Linked DNA regions of Homo sapiens: region 2 is linked to region 1. A link is a contact called in ENCODE Hi-C data. All regions are on one chromosome and are shown on one strand. The core of a region is the stretch at or near the end of the contact, and the rest is flanking DNA. Distances in the headings are between cores, read along the strand shown. Region 1 holds the start of AP1S1 (adaptor related protein complex 1 subunit sigma 1). Region 2 holds the start of ORAI2 (ORAI calcium release-activated calcium modulator 2).

Region 1 (6,404 bases), core at 3,905-6,404:
CCACCTCGGCCTCCCAAAGTGCTGGGATTACAGGCCTGAGCCACCACACCCAGCCTGCTTTATTTATCTCACCACTCATACCACTCATTCCTTCCTTATACCTTCTCATCTCTCTCCTAAGCACATTTCCTTTTTTTCTTTTTTTCTTTTTTTTTGAGACAGAGTCTTGCTCTGTCTGGAGTGAAGTACAATGACACGATCTAGGCTTACTGCAACCTCTGCCTCTCGGGTTCAAGTGATTCCCTAGCCTCAGTCTCCCGAGCAGCTGGGATTATAGGCACCCGCCATCACCCCTAGCTAATTTTTTTGTATTTTGTAGAGACAGGGTTTCACCACGTTGGCCAGGCTGGTCTTGAACTCCTGACCTCAGGTCATCCACCTGCCTCCGCCTCCCAAAGTTCTGAGATTACAGGCACGAGCCACTGCGCCCGGCCATACTTCTAGTCCTTGCTTTCATTCCATATGATTTATCCTTTCTAATCCTAACAACTTGCTTTATTGATCTTATTCTTGACCTACAAATGATACCAGGTGAAGGGGTGGGTTGCCCCCCACACCTGTGGGTGTTTCTCGTTAGGTGGAACGAGAGATTTGGAAAAGAAAAAGACACAGAGACAAAGTATAGAGAAAGAAATAAGGGGACCCAGGGAACCAGCGTTCAGCATATGGAGGATCCCGCCAGCCTCTGAGTTCCCTTAGTATTTATTGATCATTCATGGGTGTTTCTCCGAGAGGGGGATGTGGCAGGGTCACAAGACAATAGTGGGGAGAGGGTCAGCAGACAAACACGTGAACAAAGGTCTTTGCATCATAGACAGGGTAAAGAATCAAGTGCTGTGCTTTTAGATATGCATACACATAAACGTCTCAATGCTTTACAAAGCAGTATTGCTGCCCGCATGTCCCACCTCCAGCCCTAAGACGGTTTTTCCCTATCTCAGTAGATGGAACGTACAATCGGGTTTTATACCAAGACATTCCATTGCCCAGGGACGGGCAGGAGACAGATGCCTTCCTCTTGTCTCAACTGCAAGAGGCATGCCTTCCTCTTATACTAATCCTCCTCAGCACAGACCCTTTACGGGTGTCGGGCTGGGGGACAGTCAGGTCTTTCCCTTCCCACGAGGCCATATTTCAGACTATCCCATGGGGAGAAACCTTGGACAATACCTGGCTTTCCTAGGCAGAGGTCCCTGCGGCCTTCCGCAGTGTTTGTGTCCCTGGGTACTTGAGATTAGGGAGTGGTGATGACTCTTAAGGAGCATGCTGCCTTCAAGCATCTGTTTAACAAAGCACATCTTGCACCGCCCTTAATCTATTTAACCCTGAGTTTGACACAGCACATGTTTCAGAGAGCACGGGGTTGGGGGTAAGGTCATAGATTAACAGAAACTCAAGGCAGAAGAATTTGTCTTAGTACAGAACAAAATGGAGTCTCCTATGTCTACTTCTTTCTACACAGACACAGTAACAATCTGATCTGTCTTGCTTTTCCCCACAACCAGGATAGTCCAGCCAGCTAACTGTCTGTGCCATCTTATTCTTGACCTAATAAATAGCTGCCGGGCTTGGTGGCTCACACCTGTAATCCCAGCATTTTGGGAGGCCGAGGCGGGTGGATCACGAGGTCAGGAGTTCGAGACCAGCCTGGCCAACATAGTGAAACCCCGTCTCTACTGAAAATACAAAAATTAGCTGGGCGTGGTGGCATGCACCTATAATCCCAGCTACTTAGGAGGCCGAGGCAGGAAAATCACTTGAGCCCAGGAGGTGGAGGTTGCAGTGAGCCGAGATCACACCATTGCAGTCCAGCCTGAGCGACAGTGCAAGAGTCTGTCTCAAAAAAAAAAAATAAATAAATAAATAAATAAGTAGCACCACAATAGTTCAGGCAGCCAATAATCTATGCCACTGGTAAGATATTCCACTAGTATATGTCATATATCTTAGACGATGGTGTTGAAAAGCCTAAGGTGGAGGCAGAGGAGAAAAGAAAACAAAAGCAAAAGGAAGAAGAAAAAGTAAAAGAAGAAAGAAGTTGGGCCCGGGCGCGGTGGCTCACACCTGTAATCCCAGAACTTTTGAGAGGCCAAGGCAGGCAGATCACTCGAGGTCAGGAGTTTGAGACCAGCGTGGCCAACGTGGTGAAACCCCATCTCTACTAAAAAAATAAAACTTAGCGGGGTGTGGTGGTAGATATCTGTAGTCCCAGCTACTTGGGAGGCTGAGGAAGGAGAATTGCTTGATCCGGGGAGGTGGAGGCTGCAGTGAGCCGAGATCGTGCCACTGCACTCCAGCGTGGGCAACAAGAACGAGACTCCGTCTCAACAACAACAACAACAACAAAAAAAAAAAAAAAAAAGGAAGAGTCTGGGAAGAGGAAATGATAGGTACCATTATGAAGTGTTTACAGATACTTGCTATACATTACCTCTAATCCTCAGAACCACCTTGCAAGATATGTACTACTGTCCTCTTTTTTTTTTTTTTTTTTTGAGACAGAAGGCTGAGTCAGGAGGCTGAATCAGGAGAATCACTTGAACCCGGGAGGTGGAGGTTGCAGTGAGCCGAGATTGTGCCACTGCACTCCAGCCTGGGCAACAGAGCAAGACTCCATCTCAAAAAAATAAATACACAAAATAAATAAATAAAGTGGAGACAGGAGGTGAGGCCTTACCAACAATTGCATCATGTGCTACTCAAAAATAATAGCACATTAGTTGCCAACAATTATCTACCATTAACTTTTCTGCATGACAAAATTTAAGATTTTCTCTTATCCTTCTATCCAGACCTCTTTACTTTATCATTTGTGCTAGGGAAGCAGGAGCCTCAGAGAGCCAGCATAAAGCCATTTTAAGTTCAGCTCCATCTTGAAACTAACAAGGCACATTCCTTGTCAGTCACAACCCAAAGCTGTTTACAGTTGGGGAAACAGCTTAAAGATACCTGCAAGGACAGACTCCTCCAACTACAGAAAATCCAGATGCCCCAATACCCATAACAATATGTGCCTTTAAGATAATTATAGTTCTGGCTGGGTGTGGAGGCTAAGGCAGGATTGCTTTAGGCCAGGAGTTCGAGATCAGCCTGGCCAACATTGCAAAACCCCCTCTCTACTAAAGATACAAAAATTAGCTGGGTGTCGTAGCACATGCCTACAATCCCAGTAGTGAGACCCCATCTCTACAACAAAATATTTTTTTAATTAATTGGATGCACTGGTTCATGCCTGCAGTCACAGCTACTTGGGAGGCTGAGGTGAAAGGATGTAGCTGTAATCCAGCTATTAGGGATGCTGAGACACAAGAATGGCTTGAACCCAGGAGGTGGAGGTTGCAGTGAGCTGAGATCACGCCACTGCACTACAGCCTGGGCAACAGATCAAGACTCTGTCTCAAGAAAAAAAAAAAAGGAAGAAAGATAATTAAGTTTTGCTTTGATGTACTTACCTACTAGAATGTCAAGGATAGTTAAATTAACAGAATAATAAATTTTGTCATGCCATTGGCCCATCTGCACATTGACTCGGCTTAGTTTAGTCTCTACAAAAACAAGACCCCTATATAAGAAAAACTTAAAGGTCAGGGGCGGTGGCTCATACCTGTAATCCCAACACTTTGGGAGGCTGAGGAGTGTGGATACCTTGAGTCCAGGAGTCCCAGACCAGCTTGGGTAGCATGACAATACCCTGTGTCTACAAAACATACAACTATTAGCTGGCTGTGGTGGTGCATGCCTGTAGTCCTAGCTACTTGGGAGACTGAAGTGGGAGGATCGCTTGAGCTCAGGAGGTGGAGGCTGCAGTGAACTATGATCATGCTACTACACTCCAGCCTGGGCAACAGAGTAAGACCCTGTCTCAAAAAAAGAAGAAAAAAAAAAAGAAAGAAAGAAAAGAAAAACTTAAGACAGTGTGTTCCTCTGTTTGCTTTCTGAGGACGCCCTACTCCGTAAGGGTGTAGCTTTCAATAAACTCTCTCTTCTCATCGCACTCTACGACTTGCTTTGGGTTCCTTCCTGCATGAGATCCAAGAATTCTCTCTTGGGGTCTGGATCGGGACCCCTTTTTCCAGTAACATGTAGACACACACACACATTCAGTTTAAAAGCCCATATTACAACGTACATCCACCTCATCTTCACACTGAGATTTGGGTGACATCTGTCCCTTTTTGAGTTTTGACCCAAGTTAACCTTTTAAGACGCTCTTTATTTCTTCCCCTTTTGCCTCAGTTCACGTTCCTCCCCCTTCTCCTTACATGCCTTTTATAGCAGCCTCTCCTTTTCTCTTTTATTCTTTTTCTACACATTTCTCTTACTGTAAAATCAGAAGCCAGGCGCGGTGGCTCACGCCTGTAATCCCAGCAGTTTGGGAAACCGAGGCGGGAGGGTCTCTTGAACCCAAGAGTTCGAGACCAGCCTGGGCAACATAGTAAGACCCCCGTCTCTACTAAAAAAAAATTAAAAATTAGCTGGGCATGACGGTGTGCGTCTGTAGTCCCAGCTACTCAGGAGGCTGAGGCGGGAGGATCGCTTGAGGCCAGGAGTTCAAGGCTGCAGAGAGTCACGATCCCACCACTGCACTCCAACCTGGGTGACGCGGCCAGACCCTGTCTCTAAAAAGAAAAAAACTAGAGGGGTGTATCTATCACGCTTTCAATAGATATTCAGCTTGGGTTCTATACTTTTCTCATGACCCTTTGTCTTTCTGTTTTCCAGGTCACTCCTCCTCCCCTACACTTAATTCCCACCCTGCTCCCTTTTCACGGCCCACTCCCCTTCCAGGAGTCCTGCCTGCTGCTTCGAACTCCAATGATCGTCCCATTCACCTCTCACCCCTTTTCCCGCCTTTTTGCCCCACAAGGCTCCAAAGCGCGAGGACCTTATTGTCCTCCTCCCCCATCCTCCAACCAGCCCACAGGACAGCCGCGTTACCATGACGACCGGGCTCCTAGAAGCTGCAGTCAAGGACCTGGTTGCCATGGTTTCCGCTTCTCCGCCTCCAGCCCCGCCCGCGCTCCCCGCGGCGTCGGCGCCTGCGCAGTGCGTGGCGCGCCGGGAGTCAGAGCCTGGGCGGGACGGGGCGGGGCTTCGGGCGAGAGGGAGGGCAGCAGGAGAAAGGATAAGAAAGGGAGTGGGACTGGCGCCTACGGTGGCCGAAGTGGGACGCGCCGAGCCGGAGGCTGCAGGATGGTAGGCTGTGCGAAGAGGGAGGGGAGGGGGAAGCGAGGGGCGTGGGCTGCACCTGCGGGGGTCCTCGGGGGCCGCCCTCGGGGTGAACCGCCCTGTCTTCCCTCTGGTCCTCAGAGGCCTCCCTTGCCTCGGCGGGTGGGCGAGCCGGGCTCGGGAGGAAGAGGGGGAGGTGGCATTCGGGAGAGGGGCGGGGAGGGGGCGCATTTGCAGGGCGAGCGGGGGCTGACGAAGGGGCGGCGGGGCCGTCCCGAGCCGGGAGGGGCGCTCTGGTCTTGGCCCCTGGGGTCCCTCGATCCCCGCTGCAGGGAAGCCGCCCGAAGCAGAGGGTTGCGGGAGTCTCTTTGCTGAGGGAGGGAGCGGGGGTCACCAGTCACCGAGACCCCCTTCCCGGGCTGCACAGGCGGGAGCGGGGACCCGGGTGGGGAGAGGGGTGTGGGAGGGGAGTTTCCGGGTCGGAAAAGGGAGCGCCCTACTGCGTTCGTGGCCGTGCTTGCCTAGAGGCTGGGCCCAGGTAGGGAAGCGAAGTGGACTCGTGGTTTTTCTCCGAGGGACCCAGGCTTTGGGATCCCGGGCTCCGGGGCTCTCTGCCCCCCTTCCCATTCTCTTTCCGGAATCCAGGCCTTCCGTCTTCCTGCTTGCTCCCCACCCCCCTATTTGAGCGCCGCACGAGGCTCCCCAGCGCCCCTCTTTTCCCCTCCACCAAAAAAATCAGTTCTCCTGAATTCTGATTTTTCACTTACTAAGCTAGTACAGTGCCACACACCCAGGGATTCCAAGCCTGGGCATGTCCATGAATAGAAGAGCTACTGGGGTAAGGAGAAGACTCCAGGATGTGGCCCAGACCCCCCGGAACTGGGAAGCTGGGGTACACTGGGCAGTGAGGGTTCTGTCTTCCATCCCACTTGACCCAGCTTGCTGTCTGTTCTGCAGACATTCTTTTAGGGGAACCCCCTGGGTGGCGGGGCCCTAACTGAGGGAAATTGGTCACCTGGTGTCTGGGGAGGAGTGGGCGCTTAGCAGGAGGCACCCTAAAAGGAAGAAAAGTTAAAGAGAAATGTCGAAGACCAAATGCCTGGGTGCCTGCAGAGAGGAAGATAGGATTTGGGCATCTGCATACCCTGTGTGGTGTTGGAGATACATACTACAGAGGAGGATACCCCTGGGCATAGGCCTGGCACTGGAGGATGATATGTTTGGGAGATCATTAA
Region 2 (6,404 bases), core at 1,685-4,184, 1.3 Mb after region 1:
AGGGAAGGAAGGAACGAAGGAAGGAAAGGAAGGGAGGGAAGGGAGAGAAGGGAGGGAAGGAAGGAACGAAGGAAGGAAAGGAAGGGGGGGAAGGGAGAGAAGGGAGGGAAGGGAGGAAGGGAGGGGAAAGAAAGAAATGAAGGAAGTGAGGGAGGGAGGGAAGGAAGGGAGAGAAAGAAAAGAGAAAAGGAAGGGAGGGAGGGAAAGAAAAGCAAGCAAGCAAGCTATTCTGTGTTTGGTTAGGAAACCAACTCTGCAAAGCACTGGCAATTACAACTTGCATTTTGCTTCTGTCTGGGCATGCTGGATAAATATGCCTGTGGGGTGGCGGCATCAGTAACGGGCACAGGAAGCTTTCTCAAGGATGAGTGAAGTCGCTGCAAGAGTGAGAATTCAACAAGCAAAGGACTCCTTTGCTGAAAGCACATTCATCTATGATGCAAACTACTGCGTTTACAAAGTGTTTTCTTCCTGTTTTGTGTGTGTGTGTGTGTGTGTGTGTTTTGAGACAGAGTCTTGCTCTCTGGCCCAGGCTGGAGTGCAATGGTGTGATCTTGGCTCACTGCAACCTCCGCCTCCCAGGTTCAAGCGATTCTTCTGCCTCAGCCTCCCCAGTAGCTGGGACTACAGGCGTGCGCTACCATGCCTGGCTAATTTTTGTATTTTTAGTAGATATGGGGTTTTACCAGTTGACCTGGCTGGTCTTGAACTCCAGGCCTCAGGTGATCAGCCTCCCAAAGTGCTGGGATTACAGGCATGAGCCACCGAGATTCATTTTACCAAGAACTCCACGTTGGAAAGCCATAACATGATTGCTTTTTGAGGACTTTACCCCTGAAATTCAAATGTTCCCTCACCCATAGCCATTGATGGGGGTGGCAGGAGGAGGGCCAGTAAGGAACCCTGGGATTTGCTTATGTCCATGTTAGGGCCTAACTTGCCTTTTAGGTCAGTAACCCGGAGGGGGAAACCTGGTTTATTAGACTAAGTGTCCTCCTGGTTTCATTCTGGCTGTCAGCAGTAGCCTGTAAAAGACAACTCGAAGTGTAGATGGATTTAACCTGGCGTCCGTAACATCTACTCTTCCAATTGTCATAAAATGTGGGCTGGCTGACATGAGTGGAATTTTTCCTTCGTTTGGATAAATGTGTCACGGTCCAATGCTGTTGTGACAGATGGAAAAATCCTATGTAGGGCACGCAGCAGCCTACCCGGCATGGAGGAAGGACTCCAAGGGACCGTCTGGCACCGCCGGGCTGATAGGAACCCATCTTGTCTGTCTGTGAATTATTCATGTGCTGCACTTCCTGAAAAGAATGCTCCTGTTTGACTGCCTCGCTCGTAAAACCGCAGAGAATTCACCGTTAAAGGTGAGAGGCTCCCTGCAGTAGGGAGTGGAAGGGGCCAGGGCACAGCAGAAACTCTTTGCTGCTGTCTGCGAACAGCATGAGAAGGACAGCACGCTGCACTGAAGTTGGGACCCCAGGGGTCTCGCTGGGTCTGTGAGTGGCAGTGCACTCTGGGTGGCAACCCCCAATTAGCTCAGTGCAAGCTCTTCATGGTGCCATCCAACACCCTGGGCAGGGGCCAAGCAAGGTGGCCCATGCCTCTATGCCCAGCACTTTGGGAGGCTGAGGTGGGAGGATCACTTGAGCCCAGGAGTTCGAGACCAGCAGAGGCAACATAGCAAGACCCATCTCAATTTTTTTAAAAAATTTAAAAATTAGCTGGACATTGTGGCACATGCCTGTAATCCCAGTGCTTTGAGAGGCTAAGAGAGGATTGCTTGAGGCCAGGAGTTTAAGACCAGTCTGGGCAATACAGGAAGACTCTATCTCTAAAAAAAGAATTTTTTTTTTTTTTTTTGGCTGGGCACAGTGGCTCACATGTATCATCCCAGCACTTTGGGAGGCCGAGGCAGGCAGGATCACCTGAGGTCAGGAGTTCAAGACCAGTCCGGCCAACATGGTGAAACCCCATCTCTACTAAACATACAAAAAAGTAGCCAGGCTAGTGGCGTGCACCTGTAGCTCGGAGGCTGAGACAGGAGAATCGTTTCAACCCCGGGGTCGGGGGTTGCAGTGAGCCAAGATGGCACCACTGCACTCCAGCCTGGGTGACAGGGCAAAACTCCCTCTCAAAAAACAAACAAAAACAAATTTTTTAAAAACTACCACGGTGTGGTGGCTCCTGCCTACATGTAGCCTCAGCACTTTGGGTGACTGAGGGCAGAGGATCACTCGAGCTCAGGAATTCGAGGCTGCATTGAACCGTGATCGCACCACTGCAGTCCAGCCTGGGCGACAGAGCCAGACCCTGTCTCAAAAAAATAAAAAAAAAAATCCTGTGAAAACTCGGGCGTGGCCAGACGGATTCTCCCCTCCCCACCTTCCTTTCCCCTCCACTGCCCACCTGCACCCGCCCGCCCTGTCCCCACTCCCCGCCCCTCTACGCAGCCAGCGTCCAATGCTGGGCACCCCCCGAGGCTCACCCTGCCAAGCCTGGGGCTCCCCTTTTGCGCCCGGACCCAGGGGCAGGGAAAGCCCAGCTCGTGGTCTGTGGGTAGCCGGACCCCCGATGGGGCGGTGGGGGGCCTCGCCTTGACTCCCAGAGCTGGGGCCGGGGACAGGAGCTGGGGCAGGAGGGATGCGCGCGGGTCGGGGTCTTCCCACCTCCCCTGCTCCTCTCCCTCGCGCGATCCCGGGGTGGTTCCAGGTGAGGCGGGGACCCCCACCCCCCCACTCTCCGAGGAGGCGCCGCCAGCCCCGCCCCTCCCGGCCCGGCGGGTGACGTGGCCGCGGCTCTCCCGCGGGTGGGTCACGTGTTGGCGGCGCCTGGTTGCCTTGGCAGCGGCTGCGGCGGCCGCGGGGGCGGGGTGGAGGCGGGGCCGGGGGACCCCGCGCGACCGGCGGAAGGAGGGAGGGGGCCGCGCTCGGCGCCCCGGCCGGGCCACTGGGCCACAGGCCACGCGGCCACGCAGTCCGAGCGGGAGCCGAGCCGGGCGGGGCGAGGGCAGCTCCGGTGAGTGTGGCGGCGCGGGGGCCTGGCGCGGGGAGCGGGGTCCCTGCGGCTGGGGGGGCCGGAATTGGACCGGGGACGCTCGGCGGGGAAGGGGACGACTGTAGGCTGCCCGGGCGCGGTCACTACCCATCCGGGGTTGGTGACCTCCACCCCGCGGGATCCCTGGCGGGGTGCGGCGCCCAGAGGATCAGGGTCGGCGGCGCAGCCGGTTCCGGACACCGGGGCGTCCCTGGGGGAGGGACAGGGATGCAGCCTAGCGCCCCTGGGAGGCCCCCTCCCAGTGCGCCTGCTGGAGAGAGACACTCGCCATTGCCGGTGCCCCAGATGCTTAGAGGAAGTCAAACTCCAAGACCGCCCTCTGGAAATGTGTCCAGTAGGCCAGCCAGGAAGAAAAGCTCATCTCTAGAGAGGGGATCGCGTTATTCTACAAGACCTGTTTTCTCGGACTGCTCATTAAAGCAAAAAAAAAAAAAAAAAAAAAAAAGCAACCCCACAAGGTTCAGTCCCGGAGCATCCTCTAGGGTCTGTGCCACCTGACAGAAGTACAGGGCTCCATCCTGCCCCACCCCACCCCCTGCCTGGGATCCAGTGTGAGGCCCAGACTCTGTCCCTCCCCCTGGGCCACCGGGCCTGGCACACACAGTTGGCATTGGGAACATAAAGGATGGATTTGAACCCCCTCCTGGGCTGCTCCTTCGAGACCTGGAGACCTGTCTCAAGACCCAGCTCCAGGCAGACAGACATCGTTTCCTCCACAATCCCACCCACTCTGGGGACATCTGCAGGGCCTCACCGATGGGGCATGGGAGGCCTGGCGGCTCCCAGGAAGCCACCCTCAGCCCTCACTGCCCTGAGCTCTTCACCTCCACTCTCAGACCTGAGCCCAGCCCACCCTTACTGATGGGGCATCCCTCTTGTTCACCCTTCCTTCCTTTGGAGGCCACCAGGCTCTCCCTTGCGTCCCACTCCTGCCAGTCGGCCAGCCATTTCCCTGGGTTGAACTGTGGTCCCAAACCAGAATGATCTAGCAGTGCCCAGACCGTTCCACTCACCAATTTCTTCCATTCTCCTGTGGCTGGACGCCCAGTCATGCTGCCCAGACCCTCTGGCTCATTCCACAGCCCCAGGCTCCAAGTGTCTTCCACCCACATCTCCCTGCCCCCTCCACCCCCCAGGTGGCAGCCAGTCTTCCCTCCATATCTCCTGGACAAGGAGAGCCACCCCACATGTACACCTGGAGTGGCCTTCCCGTCTCTCGGAATCCTTCCATGCAGGCAGCATCTTGTCTTTGAGGAAAGGTCCCTCTTTTTTAAAATTCTTTTTAGAGGCCAGGCGCAGTGGTTCATGCCTATAATCTCAGCACTTTGGGAGGCCAAGGTGGGCGGATCACTTGAGCTCAGGAGTTCTAGACCAGCCTGGCCAACATAGCAAAACCCTGTCTCTACCAAAAATACCAAAAATTAGCCAGGTATGGTGGCACACACATGTAGTCCCAGCTACTCGGGTGGTTGAGGCGGGAGGATCGCTTGAGCCTGGGAGGTAGAATTTGCAGGGAGCTGAGATTGTGCCACTGCACTCCAGCCTTGGTAACACAGCAGGACCCCATGTCAAAAAAAATTATTTTTAGAGACAGCGTCTTACTCTGTTGCCTAGGCTGGTCTCCAGCTCCTGGCCGCAGGTGATCCTCCCACCTTGGCCTCACAAAACACTGGGATTACAGGCATGAGGCACTTTGGCATGCAAAGGGCCGCTCTGTCCCCTCCCCGGTGTTACCTGCAAGCACCTTTTCCTGGCCTTGGTGTGAGGCAGCCAGTCCTCTGCTCCCTGCCCTCCATTGAAGCCTTTAGCTCAGTGGATGAGGATTGCCCCCCCCTCTTTTTTTTTTTTTTTTTTGAGATGGAGTCTCGCTCTGTTGCCCAGGCTGGAGTGCAGTGGTGTGCTCTTGGCTCACTGCAACCTCTGCCACCACACCCAGCTATTTTTTTTTTTTTAAGACAGAGTCTCACTGTGTCACCCAGGCTGGAGTGCCGCGGTAGGATCTCAGCTCACTGCAACCTCCGCCTCCTGGGATCAGGCAATTCTCCTGCCTCAGCCTCCTGAGTAGCTGGGATTACAGGCGCCCACCACCATGCCCAGTTACTTTTTGTATTTTTAGAAGAGACAGGTTTCCACCATGTTGTCCAGGCTAGTCTCGAACTCCTGACCTCTAGTGATCCGCCCACCTCAGCCTCCCAAAGATGACAGGTGTGAGCTACTGCTCCTGACCCACATCCCCTTACCTTGCTCCCCTACTGGGAGGCCATGAATTCTGGCCTCTTTCATCTTGGATCTTTAAGTACCAAGTGCGCTAAGCACCTGTGTGATGGAGGAGGGAGGACGGAGGGAGCAAAGGTTAGCGTCTCACCCCTCCAGTCTCTGTATACTGCGGTCATCAGACCTGCATGCTCAATTCTGTTAACTATGGGGGTGGGGGGAGAGGAAAAATGCAGTTTCCAAATTACAGCATTTTCTATTATGTGGAGCTAACCTACGGATTGCAGCGTTTCTCTGAATTCTCCCCAAGGGAAGGAACGTCCCAGGGATGGAAGTGCTTGGATGCGGTGCTGCTGGCTGCGGATGTGCGCAAGGAGATGGGATGGAGAGCCTGAGTTGGCATTCGTATAAATGACCTGGTAATTGGCATCCCCTGGCAGAAATAGCACAGAACTGTTCCCAGAGGTCTTGTTGGCCAGGGAAGGCTGTGGCTTTGTAGCCTTGTTGAGAACAAAGGGAAAGGCGACACTGTTTTCCACCTCCAGCACCTTCCTGCGTAATTTCCAAATTGGGGCATTTTCAATTATGGGGGGCTCGACTCTGGCATGGATGGACTAAGTTTGGGGCATTTCCTCAGCTGCTGACCCTGTTAAGCACTCCCCACTCCACCCGTCCACCCCAGCCACGCTCCCTGGGACCTAGAAACACGGATCTGTGTGTAACAGCCTGACATAGACTTTCCGTGGGGCCTATGTGGGCCTGGACATAGAAGTTACTCTTTTCGTTTCTTTTTTTTCTTTTCTTTTCTTTTTTTGAGACGGAATCCTGCTCTGTCACCCAGGCTGGAGTGCAGTGGCGCAATCTTGGCTCACTGCAACCTCCGCCTTCTGGGTTCAAGCGATTCTCTTGCCTCAGCCTCCCGAGTAGCCGGGATTACAGGAGCCCGCCACCACACCTGGCTAATTTTTGTATTTTTAGTGGAGACAGGGTTTCACCATGTTGGCCAGGCTGGAAAAGTCACTCTTTTTGATGTCAAGTAAACCACAAGATGCCTGTGCCCTTGAAGCACGCCCTGCAGATTAATTAGAACTGGATCCTGGCGTGTGGCCGAGCAGCCCAGCTCCTTGGGA

The links. Hi-C counts contacts between places; a loop is a spot of excess contacts on that map. Pooled maps may share reads with other maps.
Region 2: a pooled map shows a loop between it and region 1 (6-fold over the local background). The contact joins the promoter of ORAI2 here to the promoter of AP1S1 in region 1. A Hi-C loop is called at or near these places in 5 of 50 pooled maps.

The regions. Positions count from the first base shown.
Region 1 is chr7:101,149,322-101,155,725 of GRCh38, forward strand. It overlaps AP1S1 (adaptor related protein complex 1 subunit sigma 1), which reads left to right and starts at 5,155. Exons shown (of 5, transcript NM_001283.5): 1 at 5,155-5,196. The coding sequence starts at 5,194. RefSeq lists a silencer at 4,897-5,136 and enhancers at 4,947-5,241, 5,561-6,061.
Region 2 is chr7:102,430,641-102,437,044 of GRCh38, forward strand. It overlaps ORAI2 (ORAI calcium release-activated calcium modulator 2), which reads left to right and starts at 2,935. Exons shown (of 4, transcript NM_001126340.3): 1 at 2,935-3,021; 2 at 5,585-5,693. RefSeq lists silencers at 702-996, 2,395-2,534, 2,565-3,344.